Linked DNA regions of Homo sapiens: all the other regions are linked to region 1. A link is a contact called in ENCODE Hi-C or POLR2A ChIA-PET data. All regions are on one chromosome and are shown on one strand. The core of a region is the stretch at or near the end of the contact, and the rest is flanking DNA. Distances in the headings are between cores, read along the strand shown.

Region 1 (2,700 bases), core at 137-2,636:
CAACACAAGACAAGTGGTTTTGTGTGTTTCTGTCACAGTTTTACAGTGAGGCCATTCAGTACTCAGAACTGAGAAGATAGCATGGCACGCTTATTTAATAGTCTTCTATTTGCTCTTCTATTTTGTCCAGTCATTAAATGGTGTTAGAATTGAGAATTAGGACTCTCTTTCCTCGCCAAAGAAAAACACAAGTGACTTGTTGACTACAAGATTTACTCTCACAGATATTTCCAGAGTAATATGAAATCCCAGCCAAGTATCCGCAGAAAAAAGCCAGCGGCATATGCTCCAGCCTCTTTTCCTGAGTGCAGCTCCACAGCTACCTCTCCATGCCCAGAAGGACATCATAAATCATTTCTAATTTATGAGGAGCCCAGTCGTGTACTACACCCTGCTAGGTGCTGGTGTTTGTCGTCTACAGACTGTGAGCTCCCTTCTTCAGTGCATACAGAGACTTTTTCAGATCATCCATAGGACAGAAGGTTGAGAATTTTTTTCCCTAGGACTGGCCCAGCCAAGAATTAAGGAGGGAGAAGACAGAAGATTCTTGTCGCTCAGGGTTTTGCCACAAGCCTCACTTGCTTTTTCCCAAATTGAGGACTGGGAAGGGGCAGAAACAATACCATTCTCATGATTAGCTATTTTCTTTTATTCAACAAATACACATATTTTTTCAAAGCCAACAGCCTGCAAGTCAACGTTGGGGACACAGCAGTAAGCAAAACAGAATTTTGGTTCTCAATGAGATTATACTTACACATGTTAGGAGGTGACGATGGGTTTTGCAGGGAAAGAAGAGATAAAGTTGGGAAGGGGAATAGCCATTCTACATCAGGAGTTCAGGGAAGGGACTTCCACTAAGGTGACCTTTGAGCAGAGACTTGTGGGACAGGATGGAGTGAGTCTAGCAGTTGTCTGGGGATATGGCCTCCTGGGAAGGACAGAGGCCACCATGCAGGGCCCCAAGAAATTGAAGCCAAGAGCCAGAAAGAAGTGGTTAGGAGCCAGGCACGTGGGAGGCGGGACAGCCTAAGGGGCTGCGGTGAGTTCAGGGATTGTTGGAAGTAAGATGGGCAGCCATGGGAAGTTTTTGGAAGATTACCAGAGTATAAGCCTGAAGTCAGGAAAATACAGGGCAGTGTTTCCTTCACTTCCCAGAGAGAATTAGAGTGTGCGCTGCTGTTATCAGAATTGAACTGTCAAAACATCAATTAGCCCAATGCAGAGTGAAACAGAAATCATGGCTTTGTTTGATCTTGGTATAAAAAAAGCTCTTATGCTTTTCCAGTTGGGATAAAAGTGAGAGGCCATGAGTCATTTATTTACTCAACTGGCGATAATACTTTTCATGGAGACACCTTAGCTACTGTATTCAGCTACGACATTCAGCGACCTGTGCCCCACTAGCGTCTTCCCTGGCAGTATCTTGGTTGTGCTGTAGCTGTGGTGCATAGATTTCTGTGCATAGATTGGTGTAAGCTTCAAAGTCAAAGAGCAGCTGGTGGGATACTTGGGATCAGATTCGAGCAGGCTGCAATAACAGCAGGCTCTCAGTGATGACCTGGAGCCGACTGCTGCCGTTTTCTGCTCACAAACAACTGACTTTAGTCCGGAGCTACAGAGAGCTTGGGTTAGATTGATGCGCAGAAGTTACAGGGAGTGCGATTTGACTCCTTCTCTGGAATACCTTCCTCAAAATGAGGGTGATCGATACTGAAGTGGGTTGCGCCTTAAAGTGAGCATCTTCCCTCTGAATGATTTTAAGCAGGTGAGCACATCTCAGGAATATTCTGAGACAGCCCCTGCTTTGTGCGGTGTGTTGGACTAGAATGACCTCTCAGATTCATTGCAATGCAAACCCCCTCTGAGCCCATGAAAAAGTGTCCAGTGAATGTGCTCTGCAAACATGCAGGCACTATATAAACAAGAGGCAAATATTTTAAAAGGTGAAGAATGAGATACTTGTACTGCTGTGAGAGCGGTGGTTGGAATGTTGTGCCCCAGCAACATACTTTCCGTGCTCGGTCGCCTGCAGTTTGTTCTCATTGGCCCTGTACAGAGGTATCCGCATTGTGTGTTAAATACGCTCTCAGCGAAAGACCAAACAAATAGCCAACGGCATTTTCCTATCAGAGCCTGTTTATAGGAGGTAGAGCAAAAGAACAAAGCTGTTGGTTTTGATTCTTGGCAGGAAGCCAAGGCTGCTGCTTCAAAGCTCCAGAGTTTACAAGGAAGAAAGAGGGGGAATTTTTAGTTTACAAGGAAGAAAGGGGGAATTTTTAGCTGAGACTAAGTTAGAATTTAAGCAAAACTCAAAACTAAAACTAAAGAATCCTCCGGGATCCATAATGGAAAGGCAGAATAAGAAACCTGGTATGTTTCAGGCTATCGGATGATTTTTTAGTGCAAGAACGAACGTTTTAAAAGGTGCCCGAGCAGAGATTACAGACAGCCTCGATTAATGACACAGGATCACTCAGCATTTGAGCTGGATGAATTGTCCTTAGTGATCCTTGAATTGTGTCCCTTATTTTACAGATAATGGATTAGAGGCCCAGGAACTCAAAATGACTGCCCAGGGTCACTCAACAAGTTGTAGGAATTCAAGGACTAGAATCCAGGACTCCTGGCAGCCATTTTGTGTTTTGGGCAATTTTAAAGAAGCAGCAAACCAGTAAAAGTTTTGTTTCTTATGAGCAA
Region 2 (2,895 bases), core at 275-2,774, 150 kb before region 1:
AGCAGGCAAGGCCTGGGTCATGAGAATTCTATGGTGCTGACTGCATTTGGAGCTTAATTATTTAAATGTTTCCAGACTCAAATGACTGATGAGCTAACATATTTTTAATTCAGACTTTCACAGAGCAAGCTATAAGGTGTGTCTTGAGAAACTGATGCTCACTTGAAGTTCCATGCCATGTATTTTATTTCAATAGCCACATTTTAGATGACAAATTTAAAATTGTATCCAAATTTCAAGGGAACAGAGTCCTACATTAGTTCCAGTACCCAGCCCTCTTTCGTGAAGAGGACTAGAGGTGGTTTTGTTGTTGTTTTTAAAGAGAGAAAAAAGTGCTGTTAGAATAAAAATAAAGAATGTTACCAGAATGTTCTACTTAATTTAGCTTTCCAAAGATAAACACACTGGTGAATCATTACATGCTGATGGTGCTATTTAAACATTAATCCTTTAACCTTTTCCTTCTCCCTTCCTGTCTACTGAGTTGGGTGGGTTATAGGTAGCGTCACTTAGGGAAAAGTTTGTTCCTTTTTAGTTTTTCTATGGTTCAAACTATTTCTCGTATAAGCACTATCTACTGGAGACTCTTAAAATAGTACTTTAAAGAATAAAAGAACACTTGAGAATGATTCAGTTGGCGGAGATTCTATAAATTTAGATAATTTACTAATCATTATGCTTATTAAGTAATTTAACTATCTCAAATGAATTACAGATATTTTATAGCACTATCCACATGTTAATTGAATCTTGATCCTCAGGCCTGCAAAACTGGCCATGAAAAATACTTTTGTTGTCCCCAGCAAGCCAGATCTGTGAGTCCCTTTATTCCTCTAGGTCTTCATTTGGTGTCTTTTTAGCGTATGTTCTGTTTTCCAAGTTGGGAGCGGCTAACTAAGCGGGTCGTCCTTTCTCAGAAGGTTTATTTCTTGGTGGTGATCTTGTTATTGAGGCTCACATTTACCTGAACTGCATTAAGAGAGAGACACTCTTACTTATATTTGTATCCCCAGATTGTTAGCAGAATATCAGTAATAAATGCTTAACAGCCAGTGTTTTTGAGTGGATAATATAATAGGTTTTCGACAAGTGAATGTTTTTGAAAACACCAAAACTCTGTGTAAGAATCACAGCCATCAGGCCGGGCACTGTGGCTCATGCCTGTAATCCCAGCATTATGGGATGCCAAGGTGGGAGGATCACATGAGCCTAGTAGTTTGAGATCAGCCTGGGCAACATAGTGAGACCCCATTTTACTAAAAATAAAAAAGTTAGCTGGCTGTGGTGGTATGTGACAGTAGTCCCAGCTACTTGGGAGGCTAAGGCAGGAGGATCGCTTAAGCCCAGGAGTTTGAGGTTGCAGTGAACTGTGATCGTGCCACAGCATTCCAGCTTGAGTGACAGAGTGAGACCTCATCTCAAAAAAAATAAAAATAAAAATAAAAAGAATCATGGCGTCCAACTCTGGGGCTGTTGCTAGGGCTCTGCAGCCCTTGCTGAAAGTCCTGTGAACTTACTTGCTGGCCAGCAGCCCCATCTGCCTTCTGCCTGTGTCTTGCAACAGCCCTATTGCTGCCAGCACAGCCCTCCTGCCTCCTTCCCTCCTGCGTTTCTGCTCCCAGTATGCACATCAAGGTCACATTCTTCTGCTCTATACTCTGGATCTTTCTACACTTGGCATGTATTTTCCCCTCTGTGTTCTCACGCTCCACACTGTGGAAGAACACATTCTCTTGGGAAAACCCATTGTAGGGAGGGACAGGAATGACTTCCAGGAAGATAGTTGCTCAACCTAGCCTCCAAGAAATGAAAGACATACCATTCGTGAGCTGCTTGCTGTCCCTCCCTTGAAGGAATATTGAGGTGGTCTAGGGTATCTCAGTGGTTTTGCTTTTTTGCCTTGAGCAGTTGTACGGAAACATAATACTGGCTTCCAGGTGAGTAGTAAAGACCTCATGCATTTTCATTAAATGTGATTTCTTTTATTCAAGGTGAATATCATCCTCTACCCACAGACCATCCTAAAAATAAAGTGAAATCCCTACTCTCTACAACCCACATGCCAAATGTGAGCAAACATGTTTGGAATAAGGTGTATTACATATGTCATCTTTGCAGAGTTCAGTTGTAATTTGTCCTGGACTCTTGGATTCCTCTTCTGCTGTCTGTTTTTCCTGATGGGAGCCAGTGATAAAAGGATTAAGGAGATCTGATTCCCCCTTCAAACAATACATGGTTCCATTTGTGTTCTAGCATAGAGGTTTTTAAAGTCTTTATTCAGCATTGACCTAAACACTTCTTCCTTTAAGCCACTGAACATGCTGGACCCAGGCTTTGGAATGCCATATAGAGCTAGATTATTGGAAATCCTCCAGGTCCATTATATTGACATTCTTTTTTATAATTTCGCTACCATTTTATCCTGAGAAATTCTCTTTCATTACCTGCTCAAAGCCCATTGCTGGTGCCCTTCCTGATGCTCCTCCTACCACCTGCCATATTTTCTACCTGTTACTCAGCACGCAAGACTTCAGGTGCACCTACGGAAGTAGCGGTGGGGGCTTTGGCTGTTTCTGAGCCTGTTCCTGGGGAGAGGCAACTTTAGTTAAGGTGACTTGATGCATGTAGTTTGTTAAGACAGTGATGATATAGTAGGTCGAAGAATGCCCCCCGCGCCCCCAAAAAAGAACCATATCTTAACCCCTTAAACCTGTGAATATGTTACTTTACATGGCAAAAGGGACTTTGCAGATGTGAAGACGTTAAGGATGTTGACTTAATGATCCTGGGCGAAATGATCCTACATTATTTGGCTGGGCTCAGTGTAATCACAGGATTCCTTATAAGAGGGACAAGAAGGTTAAAAGAGGAGAAGGCAATGTGACAATGAAGACA
Region 3 (2,885 bases), core at 201-2,700, 180 kb before region 1:
AAGCAATTGAAGCATTGAGCGTCAAACTTTACCTCTAGAAACGTTCCAGCGATTCCCACGACTCTGTCATGCCCTGGAGAGAATTTTGGTATAGTCGCTATGCATCTTTTCACATAATTATAATCACATACGCAATTTTACCCTTTCTAAATTCACCATGATATTATAAACACTTATTTTCTGTTGTTACATATTTTCCTTTACCTTGATTTTTTTAAAAAAATCCATAATATCCAGGCCTTCTTCCTTGGAAAACAAAACCACTGAGTAGTGACACTCAAGAGTTAAGGGAACAGAATCCCAGACCTGGTTTTGCCACCAACTAGAGATACCACCAAAGGATTGTCCCCTGAGTTCCCTGAGTTTTCTCCTCCATGAAATGGGTACCATAATTCTTACTTCACAGGACTGTTACAGAGATGAGATGAATTAAGGTTATAGGGCCCTTGTAAACTCTAAATTAATATTCAAAAATAAGGTGTTAATGTCTATCTTTAGAGGCAGTAAGCAAAGCTGTAGAAACTAGGTAGTTAGTTCTCTCTGCTGATCAAGGCTATGGTACTCAAACCTTGAATCTAGAGCCCAACACTTAAGGAGGGAGAACCTGTGTGTTCAGGCTGTGCTCCAGCTGCTGGCTCAGGGTAGGGGGTCTTCCTCCCACATATAAGCAAGAGGAATCACTAAAGCAGAGTTCAAATATTCAATCCAGAAAGCAATCAGTAATGGAAGAACTGTAACTCTGGTTTCTTTATAAATGGAGCTGAGAATCCCAGGTATTTCTGATAATTTAATGAAGGTTTATGAAATTTTCTTAGTCTTCCCATGCCTTTGTATTTTGATTTTTAGAATGAATGTACTTCAAGCTTAGCACGTCCCTTATACACTGTAGGAGTATGATAGATCTATGTTGACCTGAATGAAGGTATGAGCAGAGGGGAATTATCCACGCAAGTATGGTATTATTTACTTTCCTCTTATTATTGAGCTGGTGATTCCAGTATTTCCACGGAATAGTAGATCAACAGGCACATTTCGGATTTGACTAATCAGAGCTGCAGATGTGGTCTGACAGTTCCTCTCATCCACTCAGTTCTGCTCTCTTGGTTGCTTTCTCGATTCCTATTCCCAGATATATTTCTCCCTGGAGACTGTTTTCTTCTGGACTAGTCTCTTAATCTTCCCAACCCATATTTGGAGAGATGTTTCGTGCTCACCCGTGACCATGAGAAAGTGTTGCACTTTCTGGCCTCCCTTGCAGTTAGGCAGGGCTATGTGATTGGTTCCAGCCAGTGTGGGCTGTGAGGGAAAGAGGTGTGTTACTTGTGGGCTGAGACAGTGAGAAGCTCGTGCATAATTCTCCAGGCTTTCTTTCTTCACCTCATCAACTGAGGAGACCACAAGTTCAGGAATCATAGCCACAGGATGGTGGAGCCGCCATTGGCCTCAACTCTGAGTCACCATGGCAACAGTCTCCTTGGAGAATCATGTGGCCCACAATGGACTTTATGTAATTGAGAAATCCATTTTTGTGATGTCAAGCCAATGATATCTGGGGATTATTTGTGACAGTGGCACAATTGTGTTTATTCTGACTACACATTCCATCTCTAAAATGGCCTCAGTCTGTTCTCTGATTTTAAACCTTTCTTGTATGTGGGGAGTACATCCTGAAAATTTTGATGTATTTATATTATTTAGATTATATTGCCATATTTTCCAAACTGTGGCCTACATACCACTGGTGGTATGTAGGATATTTTTATGTGGAATATAGATAGACATACCTGTTTTTTAAATATTTACATGTATAATTCTTTTCCACTTATGGCAAGTGATGTGTCTTTCCCATTCTTAGTGGTTGCATAAATGCTTCTTTTACAATAACATTGGAGAAAATGAAGTGACTTAAGGAGAAATATCCAGCAGATAAAAGTATAATTGATGTGCAGATATGGCAAAAGTCTGAGAAATGCTATTCAAATGACTGAAGATTTGGGAAGTGCTGCGTGTGATAAGTTATATGGTGGAATGTCTTAAAGAAATCTCCACCAGACCAGGAGATTTTCATTTTTGACAACCAGTTCACAGAATTCGATTCAGTAGATGTTTTTGAATGAGTAAACATTACTATAAAAAATGTTTAAATCTAGGAACCTAAATAATAAAAGTCCCAGTCCAATCCTTTGAGGTCAATTTCATTGTTTTTCTCCTTATTCTCTGCTCTTAAGAGATTCTGTTTCCCTTAAGTGTGTTAGGCTCAAATCAGATTTAACCAAAGATCAGCATTCGTGGCATCATAACATTTAAGAATTTAAAATGTGTGCATGACATTTTTAGAAATAATGATTTGCTTTGCTGATATTAAAAAACGAGGTTGCTGTTGGTCTGAGTCACAGGTGAAGCCCCATTTGTTTTTCCATTCAGCCACCCGCTGGCCCTAATCACAAATGTCTTTGTACTCACAGTCATCTTATGCAGGGTTTGTACTTCGGCTTCTCTCACTGTGCTGGAGATTAAAATGTGAGATGAGGAGTAACACACTTGCCAGTGACATGGAAGTAAATATTATTGTTTTTGGGGGGTGACATCGACTGCATTTCAAATACAGCCATGAAAATGTTCTATCAATAGCTTTCTATCGATTGGCAGTTTTGTGCCTTTTCAGTTCAGCTCCCAGAGCTGGTCCTGATGAGGTGACTGGCAACTCACCCCAGGTGTGGCAGGCCCCTCCCCACTCTCCTGGGGCTCTCCCTCTCCCCGCTTGCTCTCCTTCCCTAATCCCCACACCTTTTTATGAAGATCAGTCCTTTGCACAGCAGCCATGGCCAGCGTGAGGTGCATGTGCAAGTGGAGAAGTAGCAGGTTCATCGACTCGTTCTGGTAGG

Evidence for each region. A loop is a pair of places that touch in the nucleus more often than their neighbours do. ChIA-PET counts read pairs that join two places held with the same protein, here RNA polymerase II (POLR2A). Pooled maps may share reads with other maps.
Region 2: a loop to region 1 is called in a map of heart left ventricle, with 3 times the contacts of the local background. The contact joins two enhancer-like sites. A Hi-C loop is called at or near these places in 7 of 168 maps with a recorded cell type or tissue (HepG2, IMR-90, Right ventricle myocardium inferior and 4 more) and 9 of 50 pooled maps. POLR2A ChIA-PET finds 5 or more read pairs at or near these places in 3 of 52 experiments (AG04450, GM12878 and activated CD4-positive, alpha-beta T cell).
Region 3: a map of Panc1 shows a loop between it and region 1 (2.5-fold over the local background). The contact joins the promoter of PHACTR2-AS1 here to the enhancer-like site in region 1. A Hi-C loop is called at or near these places in 8 of 168 maps with a recorded cell type or tissue (Caco-2, HepG2, IMR-90 and 5 more) and 13 of 50 pooled maps. POLR2A ChIA-PET finds 5 or more read pairs at or near these places in 3 of 52 experiments (AG04450, H1 and HepG2).

What each region holds. Positions count from the first base shown.
Region 1 is chr6:143,743,688-143,746,387 of GRCh38, forward strand. All of the region lies in intron 2 of PHACTR2 (phosphatase and actin regulator 2), which reads left to right. Among named protein-coding and RNA genes, the nearest start is that of PHACTR2, 67 kb to the left of the region's middle. RefSeq lists enhancers at 343-1,012, 2,354-2,700. Within about 2 kb of position 1,387, at least 20 of the 41 ENCODE cell types and tissues checked have a DNase peak (open chromatin) inside an H3K27ac peak, as active enhancers do; they include IMR-90, Panc1, ascending aorta and 1 more, where a contact is called at or near this core.
Region 2 is chr6:143,595,418-143,598,312 of GRCh38, forward strand. It overlaps a transcript of PHACTR2 not described here. Among named protein-coding and RNA genes, the nearest start is that of PHACTR2-AS1, 28 kb to the left of the region's middle. Within about 2 kb of position 1,525, at least 3 of the 41 ENCODE cell types and tissues checked have a DNase peak (open chromatin) inside an H3K27ac peak, as active enhancers do; they include heart right ventricle, where a contact is called at or near this core.
Region 3 is chr6:143,567,889-143,570,773 of GRCh38, forward strand. It overlaps PHACTR2-AS1 (PHACTR2 antisense RNA 1), which reads right to left and starts at 1,451. Exons shown (of 3, transcript NR_027113.2): 1 at 972-1,451. It also overlaps a transcript of PHACTR2 not described here.